Linked DNA regions of Homo sapiens: region 1 is linked to region 2. A link is a loop called in an ENCODE intact Hi-C map of the cell type or tissue named here. Cell type or tissue: heart left ventricle. All regions are shown on one strand. Each heading gives the region's core, and the rest is flanking DNA. Links, peaks and the distances in the headings are about the cores only.

Region 1 (4,395 bases), core at 90-4,089, 65 kb before region 2:
AAGGCACATTGCTCAGTAAAGCTATATAATGCAAAATGATAAGGATTGAAAAACTACCCAGCTGTTGCCATCCTTTCAAAAGATAAATTAAAAGGGTCACAAAGATCAGGACAACATCCAGATCAGGACAACATCCTGACAATGGAGAGAGAAAATGTCCCTGGTGGCTTCAGTGTTAATTATAATTTCATGTTGAGCAATTATACTTAACACTTGACAATTGTCATATATGGTTGCTTTTGGGGTATGGCCATAGAAGAGAGAAAGGAGGCAATTTTCCTGTACCCATTTTTATTGAGCCACATTCGTATACTCCAAAAGAGCACTTAAATTGTTTGAAAGAGGTCTACATGCTGGCAAACACCACCATAAACAACCTGGACAGCTTAAAGTCCAAACCGCCAACAACATGATTCACAGTGAACCCATCTTCTCTAAGTGGAGTGCAGAGCCAATGTTATTTATTGCAGCTAACTTACAGCCCAACGAGATTCACTGCATGGACACAGCTAGGGGACTTTACTGCTGCCTAAAATGTGAGTTGCTGGCATTTAATAAGAACGGTATGCCCTCCAAGTATGGACATAAACAAGGTAGACTTTTTTTTTTTTCCTTTTTCTCTTTCTTTTTTTTTTTTTATTTTTATTTTTCGAGGCAGAGTCTTGCTCTGTCGCCCAGTCTAGAGTGCAACAGCACGATCTCGGCTCACTGCAACCTCTGCCTCCCCGGTTCAAGTGATTTCTCCTGCCTCAGCCACCCAAGTGGCTGGGATTACAGGCATGTGCCATCACACCCAGCTAATTTTTGTATTTTTAGTAGAGACGGGGTTTCACCATCTTGGCCAGGCTAGTCTCGAACTCCTGACCCTTGTGATTCACCTGCCTTGGGCCCCCCAAAGTGCTGGGATTACAGTCTTTTTTTTTTTTTTTTTTAACCACTGTGATTATATGTCTAAGCTCATGGTGGCGATGTTTGTGGTTGTGTCTACACTGGAAAAGAGGGTTGGTAGATTGGAACACACACTTAAATAATTCAGCCAAACCCTCTTCCTAAGAAGAGTTTGTATTCATTTTAATGGTAGTTTTCATTTATTGAGTTTCCATCTTTTGCCTGAAGCTTGACTGCTATTGTTTTATTTAATTGTTATAATAGTCCCTTAAAGATAGCTCTTATAAACTCCTTTTTCTTTTTGAGAGATCAGAAAACTGAGGGTCAGAGATCTAAGTACCAGGACCAACAGCACATGCCTGGGAAGTAGCAGAGCTGGGATTTGAACTCAGGTTTCTGTCACCAATGTACCCTGCTGCTTCATAGTAATAAAGATTTCTGGCTGGGTGCGGTGTCTCATGCCTACAATCCTAGCAATTTGGAAGGCCGAGGCAGGTGGCTCACTTGAGGTCAGGAGTTCAAGACCAGCCTGACCAACATGGTGAAAACTCGTCTTTACTAAAAATACAAAAATTAGTCGGGTGTGGTGGTGGGTGCCTGTAGTCCCAGCTTCTCGGGAGGCTGAGACAGGAGAATCTCTTGAACCCAGGAGGCAGAGGTTGCTGTGAGCCAAGATCGCGCCATTGCACTTCAGCCTGGGTGACAGAGCGAGACTCTGTCTCACACACACACACACACACAAAAGTAATAACTATTTCCCTTTACCAATTTGATTATTATCAATAATTACCAATTTTTACAAATGAGTGGCAAAATATGAGTTCTTACTTTCTCCTTATGGATGAAGTTTCGGGAGGTTAAATTGTCCCCTGCATTCACACAGCCATTTCCCAGTGAAGCTGGAATGAAATCAAGATTTGTCTGGAGCTCAACCCTGGCCTCACTGGGCTCCCCTGCCCTTTCCTGAAGTATGTTATGGGGAACCCAAGTTGCCCAGGATGCTCTAAGAAAAAAAGATGCTTTTAAAAGTTCAAGTATCCATGTTTTAAGTAAAAGCACCTCAAATATGTCTACCTCTAAGCTGAGCGTGGTGGCTCATGCCTGTAATCCCAGTGACTTGCAAGGCTGAGGCAGGAGGATCATTTGAGCCCAGGAGTTTAAGGCTGCAGTGAGCTGTAACCACACCGTTGCCCTCCAGACTGGGCCACAGAGTGAGACTGTGTCTCTTAGAAAGAAAAATACTGACTGGGCGTGGTGGCTGACACCTGTAATCCCAGCACTTTGGGAAGCAGAGGCAGGAGGACTCTTGAGCCCAGGAGTTTGACACCAGCCTGGGTAACATAGCAAGACCCTGTCTCTACAAAAAGTAAAAAGTAAAAAAGTTAGCTGGGCATGGTGGTGTGCACCTATAGTTCCAGCTACTTGGGAGGCTGAGGTAGGAGAATCACTTGAGCTGGGAGGTAGAGGCTGCAGGGAGCCATGGTTGTACCACTGCACTCTAGCCTGCGCAATGAGAGAGAATTTGTCTCTTAGAAAAAAAAAATCCAAGCTCCTTCCCTCCTCACAGCCTTTGCTCCTGTTCTACCCCTGCCTGAAGGGCCCTTCTCACAACTCCACCTAGACAGTTCCTACTCCACATTCATCCCCTGGTTTAAAGAGCTCGTTGTCAGAAAGATCTTTTCTTCTCCTGGGATCCAGATGAGGTCCTCAGATTTCCTCTCTCTTAGATCCCTCTTGTCATGAATAATATATTGGTCTGGACGAGCACTGTTTGACATGTCTCCCCACTAGCATTCAGGTTCTAGGAGAGCAGAGGTGGGACTGTTTGTGCAACAGTCTCCAGAGTTGCCACCATGGCTCCTGGTCCATGGCTGTCACTTGGTGAAGACAGGTGAACTTTTCTGTTGACTTGGCCCATTGCTCTACCTTGATAGAATCATCAGAATGAAAGTAAAGGGTCTTCAGGCATCCTTTCTCCCCTACCATTTTGCGGGTGGTGACATGGAGGCTCAGGCTTACGCACTGGATGGCAATGATGGCGGTAATAATGGGAAACACCTGCTATTCAGCACTTCGGTCCATTGTCGATAGGGAGCCTGTGTTTTACCAATTATATCTTATTTAATCCTCAAGATAGAGGAGGAAATCAAGGCTCAGAGATGTTAAGCAACTTGACCAAGTTCACACCTAATAAGTGACTCAGAGATGTCCAGCTGAGGCTCCCGCCTCTAAGCAGATTCTGTCACTTGGCCCCACTCCAGGTAGGAGTCACCTGTGGATGCCTGGGCCCTACTCCCCAAGGTTTTGCCTTGACTAGTCCAGGGTATGACTTGGGCCCGGGGTTTTTAAAAGTTCCTCAGGGGATTCTAATGCACTACCAAGATTGAGAACTACTGCTCTCAGATAGGATTCATTTATTCACTTATTTCTACCATTTAATCAGTTAATCCTTCTTTCAGAGACATGGTAGAACACATAACTTCTATAATTCTACGACATTCCTCTCTTCCTTCTCTCTTTCTTTCCTCTCCCTACCCCCTAAGCCAACCTTCCTTCCTTCCTTCCCTCCCTCCCTCCTTCCTTCCTTCCTTCCTTCCTTCCTTCCTTCCTTCCTTCCTTCCTTCCTTCCTCTCTCTCTCTGTCTTTCAAGACAGGGGTCTCCCTATGTTGCCAGGCTAGTCTCAAACTCCTAGGCTCATGGGCTCATGTGATTCTCCTGTCTCTACCCAAAGTGCTAAGATTGCAGGCATCAGCCACTGCACCCAATCCTAAAACTGCATTTCTAGATAGACTAAGTTCCTTCACAAGCATACACAAATATTTATTTTAGAAGTGCAGTGCACCACTGCATATAAAGGCAGCAAATCTTATGTACAATCCAGAGCCAAAGTGGTCTAGTTGTACAAGACCTTTGAGTCCCTGGGCTCTGTTGATTTATTTGCATTTCAGTGATAACAACAATAGCTGTTATCAGTTATTGTGGACTTACCTTATACCAGGCATTGTGTGAGGCACTTTACATGAACAGAGAGGCCCCCACAACAAAAGGGAGATGGGGATGATCAGCATGACCATTATGCAGAAGGGTCAACTGGCTCATGGGACCACAAGTAGTTGGGGTCACTATGGTTATTAGAGGTGGAACCTGGATTTGGATCCCTTTTTACTTGCTCCCATCACCCCTGCCCCTTAACCACTGGCTCATGTGACCTCCTGGTGGAAGCTTCCAAGCATGTGTTCTGCCATCCTATTTGTGCACTGCAGAAACATGGAACCAGGCTTTCTTTCTCAAAGTAATTCAAGGCTTTCCTCCACCCCCAAATCAGCTGTTGAGCAGCTATGATATGTATTTTAAATGCTTTCCTTATAACATTTACTAGAAAATGTTCAGTCCTCCCAAGCACAGCCATAAATGAAGCTAAATGAAGTTAATGGGAAGCTTGCGTAGAAGGTTCCCATAGCTACAAGCTGCTCCTTCTGAAGCCAGGGCTGGGGCAGGGTGGCAGT
Region 2 (4,395 bases), core at 230-4,229:
ACAGTGTAGAGATTCATTAAGGAACTAAAAGTAGATCTACCATTTGATCCAGCACTCCCACTACAGGGGAAAAGAAGTCATTATATGAAAAAGACACTTGCACACTCATGTTTATAGCAGCACAATTCGCAATTGCAAAAATATAGACCAGCCCAAATGTCCATCAACCAAGTGGATAAAGAAAATGTGGTATATGGCTGGGCACGGTGGCTCACGCCTGTAATCCCGGCACTTTGAGAGGCCAAGGCGGGCAGATCACGAGGTCAGGAGATCGAGACCATCCTGGTTAACACGATGAAACCCCATCTGTACTAAAAAATACAAAAAATTAGCCAGGCATGGTGGCGGGTGCCTGTAGTCCCAGCTACTTGGGAGGCTGAGGCAGGAGAATGGCGTGAACCCGGGAGGCGGAACTTGCAGTGAGCCAAGATCACACCACTGCACTCCAGCCTCGGCAACAGAGCAAGACTCTGTCTGAAGAAAAAAAAAAAAAAAAAAAAAAAGAAAATGTGTTGTATATATACCATGGAATACTACTCAGCCATAAAAAGGAATGAAATGATGGCATTCACAGAAACCTGTGAATTGGAGACCATTATTCTAAGTGAAGTAACTCAGGAATGGAAAACCACACATCGTATGTTCTCACTTATAAGTGGGAGCTAAGCTATGAGGACACAACAGCATAAGAACAACATAATGGACTTTGGGGACTCGGGGGGGAGGGGTTGGAAGGAGTGAGGGGTAAGGAACCACACATTGTGTATAGTGTACACTGCTCAGGTGATGGGTACACCAAAATCTCAGAAATCACCACTAAAGAACTTACCCATGTAACCAAACACCACCTGTTCCCCCAAAACCTATTGAAATAAAAAACAAAATAATAAAAAAGAAAGTATAATTAAAAACATAGAAAAGGTACAGTAAAAATATAGAATTACAATCTTATGGGACCACTGTCCTATGTGCAGCCTATTGTTGATTGAAATGTCACTACTGGACACATGACTGTGTTGTCTAATTTGTATATTTGTTCCTAGCCTGTGTCTCCCCTCCAGAGTGTAGGTCCCTGAGGGCAGTCACCTGATCTGTCTCAGTCACTGCAGTGTCCCCAAACAGAGCACCGCCTCAGGCACACAGAGGTAAGCATGCATCGATCACACCAACGATGCAGGAATGTCCTGACACACCAGGCAGCTGCTGTGTGTTCTCGGGCTGGTTACTTAACTTGCAGGAGCCTCAGGAGCCTCATTGGTCAAATGGGAATAAAAGTTCTACATGATTGAATGCATGAAACCCTCTTAACATAATGCTTAGGACATGTTAGCTTAAACATGAGAGATGTTTGTTAGAATACCAAGGCAACATAGGTGGGATCTGAATTCTTGAGTCTGTGTGAGGGGAGATAACGGAGGTGGATGATACAGGTCTGGGAGAGCACCCTCCTCTGTTTTGCTCCGTCCTGGACTTCCCGATGCCCAAGTTACACAACACATCTGTACCCTGGGGAGGGATTGAGATGAACTCATTAGATGCACAGAGGTCATCCCTTAACTGTGCCCAGCTGAGAGTATTCATTAGGGTGAGGGCAGGCTTTTCCATTAGAGGAAGCCATTGAAGGTGAGGCAGTAGAGAGTACAATCAAGAAAGCGGACTCCGGGATCAAATGGGTGCTGAGTGCAAATCCCAATTCCTACTGCTTACTGGCTTGAGAGAGTAACTTCGCCTTATGGGCCTCAGTTTTCTCATCTGTAAAATGAAGTTAAAAAGCACATTCTTCCTCATAGGGCAGTGGTGAGGACTAAAGGAGGCGATGAGAAGAGAGTCCCCACAAGGAGTCTGGCACAGAGGAAGTTTCGACGTATGCTGTCCATTGCAACTTCGACTTATGCTGCGTTTCTGTGTCGGAACAGTGGAAGACATTCAACAAGCACTTTGTCTCAGAGGCTTAGTTACAATTAATTGAGCCTGAAAGACCATAGACTTGAAAAAGCCCTCAAAGTGATAAAGGTAAAAAGAAAAATAAAATGACATCTAGCAGGCACTGAGGGCTCTACAACGTGTGGCTAGCCTGTATTCAGCACCCTACAGTGTGCAGCCAGGCTGTGCTCAGCATCCTACAGTGTGCAGCCAGGCTGTGCTCAGTACTCTACAGTGAGTAGCCAGCCTGTGCTCAGCACTCCGCAGTGAGTGGCCAGCCTGTGCTCAGCACTCTACAGTATGTGGCCAAACTGTGCTCAGCACTCCACAGTGAGTGGCCAGCCTGTGGTCAGGACTCTACAGTGAGTGGCCAGTCTATACTCTGCACTCTACAGTGAGTGGCCAGCCTGTACACAGCACTCCACAGTCGTCATCTTTTCATCATAAATCTAATGGCCACTTAATGAGGTAGACCTGTCCCATGACTTGAACTGATTTCAAAAACTCAAAACTCATACTCTCTTGCATTTGGCAACCAAAACACAACCCACTTCCTGGGACCTTCTGACAGCCAGGCCACGTTGAGCAAACACCGAGCCCTCTTCAGAGTTGGTCAGCAGCCAGGTCAGCAGCGACTGGCAAGGCGACTGCTTGCCAGGTCTCCTCCAGCATGAGCTTGGGATGGAGCTGAATCCCTTTCATGCACAAGCAGAATTTGAAAAGGTGCGGGGCCACACTAGTACCTCTGCGTCTCCTGCCAGAGCCCACCAGCTTATTTTGCTTCTTCAGAGTCTGTAAAGCATCCTTCTGGATGACGAATGCCTTCCGAGGCTCCAGCCCACCAAGCCTTCCTCTAAGTTTCAGATGCAGAGGCCACCTCGGAGAACTGTGATTGTCTCCCTGCATCTCCCCAGTGCCCCCGGATGAGTGCCACCCTCCTCACCTGCTATCACAAAGACAAGAAAGGCCATTCATAATTTAAGTCAGCCCTTTCTTTCCTGCACGCCACCAACATGAGTCAGATGCTGGAGGAAAAATTGAACTCTTTCTCCCAGGATACACCAAAGATCAAGCAGAATCTCATTAAGGCTCACTTCAAAGACTCGTCCTTTATTTCCATACAAACAAGTTTAAATTATCGTGTGTGAATCTGCTGTTAGCAGGGACTCTGTTCCATTATGCATGATTCCTTACTGTTCATATCATGAATAATGGGCAGTGCTCCGTTAGCGATTTCCAGTAATATGCTAAACTTTGGGAGTGGTCATGGTGTTAGGTTAAAGTTCTGGTGTTTGCCTATTTTATTTCTTACTCAAGCTATAATGGCCTGCTTCATCAAAATAGGTTTCACAGTCTTATTGTAATGAACACAGCATAACACATGTTGTGGCTATGATTTCCTTATTATTATTATTGAATATTTATTGAGCACTTACTATGTGTAAGGGATGGTGCTCAGTGTATGCATTGCATGCATAATATTTAATCTTCCGGAATCCCATGAAATAGCTATGATGATTATTCCCATTTTACTGGTGAAAAAAACTGATAATTTGAGCAGGATCTAAATTATCCACAGATAAAACTTTTTTGTGTGTTTTTGAGACAGGGTCTCACTTTGTGACCCAGGCTGGAGTGCAGTGGTGCAATTATGGCTCACTGCAGCCTTGACTTTCCAGGCTCAAGCGATCCTCCCACCTCAGCCTCCTGAGTAGCTGGGACTACAGGCATGCACCATCACACTGGCTAATGTTTTAAACAATTTTTGTAGAGATGGTGTCTTGCTATTTTGCCCAAGCTGGTCTGGAACTCCTGGGCTCAAGCAATCTGCCCACTTCAGCCTCCCAAGATGATGGGAGTACAGGCATGAGCCACCGTGCCTGGCCTGATAGAACTGTTAATAAATGGTAATGCTGATTCAAATCAGTTGGTCTGACTTCAGATACTCCTAATTATAAAATACTTTTTACAACGCTATTACTTGCTGAAGAGCTTTGGCAGATAATCGATGATTTGGTAAGCAGGTATTTGGATGTCCAGTGCACATTTCTCATGTCCAGATGAGAAATGAATGCTCAGGGGATTGCTTGATACCTGGGAGTGAGAAAATCCTTGTTCAAGTACTGGTTTTGACTTCACTTAATCTTGGGCAAGTCATCCAGTCTTCCTGGATGTGCTGAGGTGGTTGCATTATTGCCTTTGTAATTTTTTTTCTTCATTTTTTTATTATACTTTAAGTTCTAGGGTACATGTGCACAACGTGCAGGTTTGTTACATATGTATATATGTGTCATGTTGGTGTGCTGCACCCATTAACTCATCATTTTCATAAGGTATATCTCCTAATGCTATCCCTTCCCCCTCCCCCCACTCCATGACAGGCCCCTCTGTGTGATGTTCCCCATCCTGTGTCTAAGTGTTCTCATTGTGCAATTCCCACCTATGAGCGAGAGAGAACATGCGGTGTTTGGT

What was found. Hi-C counts contacts between places; a loop is a spot of excess contacts. Peaks named below come from ENCODE experiments on the same cell type or tissue, not always from the same donor. Only the 100,000 strongest peaks of a DNase experiment are listed, where the experiment ranks them.
Region 1: a loop joins it to region 2, with 3 times the contacts of the local background. A loop is called at or near these places in 1 of 110 quality-filtered maps.

The regions. Positions count from the first base shown.
Region 1 is chr20:53,462,504-53,466,898 of GRCh38, reverse strand. The region is part of intron 2 of TSHZ2 (teashirt zinc finger homeobox 2); the gene reads right to left. The region is part of intron 1 of TSHZ2-AS1 (TSHZ2 antisense RNA 1); the gene reads left to right. Among named protein-coding and RNA genes, the nearest start is that of TSHZ2-AS1, 40 kb to the left of the region's middle. In heart left ventricle, for the core only: no CTCF peak of the experiment used is centred there; no DNase peak of the experiment used is centred there.
Region 2 is chr20:53,397,883-53,402,277 of GRCh38, reverse strand. All of the region lies in intron 2 of TSHZ2 (teashirt zinc finger homeobox 2), which reads right to left. It overlaps LOC105372670 (a long non-coding RNA gene), which reads left to right and starts at 959. Exons shown (of 2, transcript XR_007067659.1): 1 at 959-1,145; 2 at 1,791-4,395. In heart left ventricle, for the core only: no CTCF peak of the experiment used is centred there; a DNase peak (open chromatin) is centred at 2,550.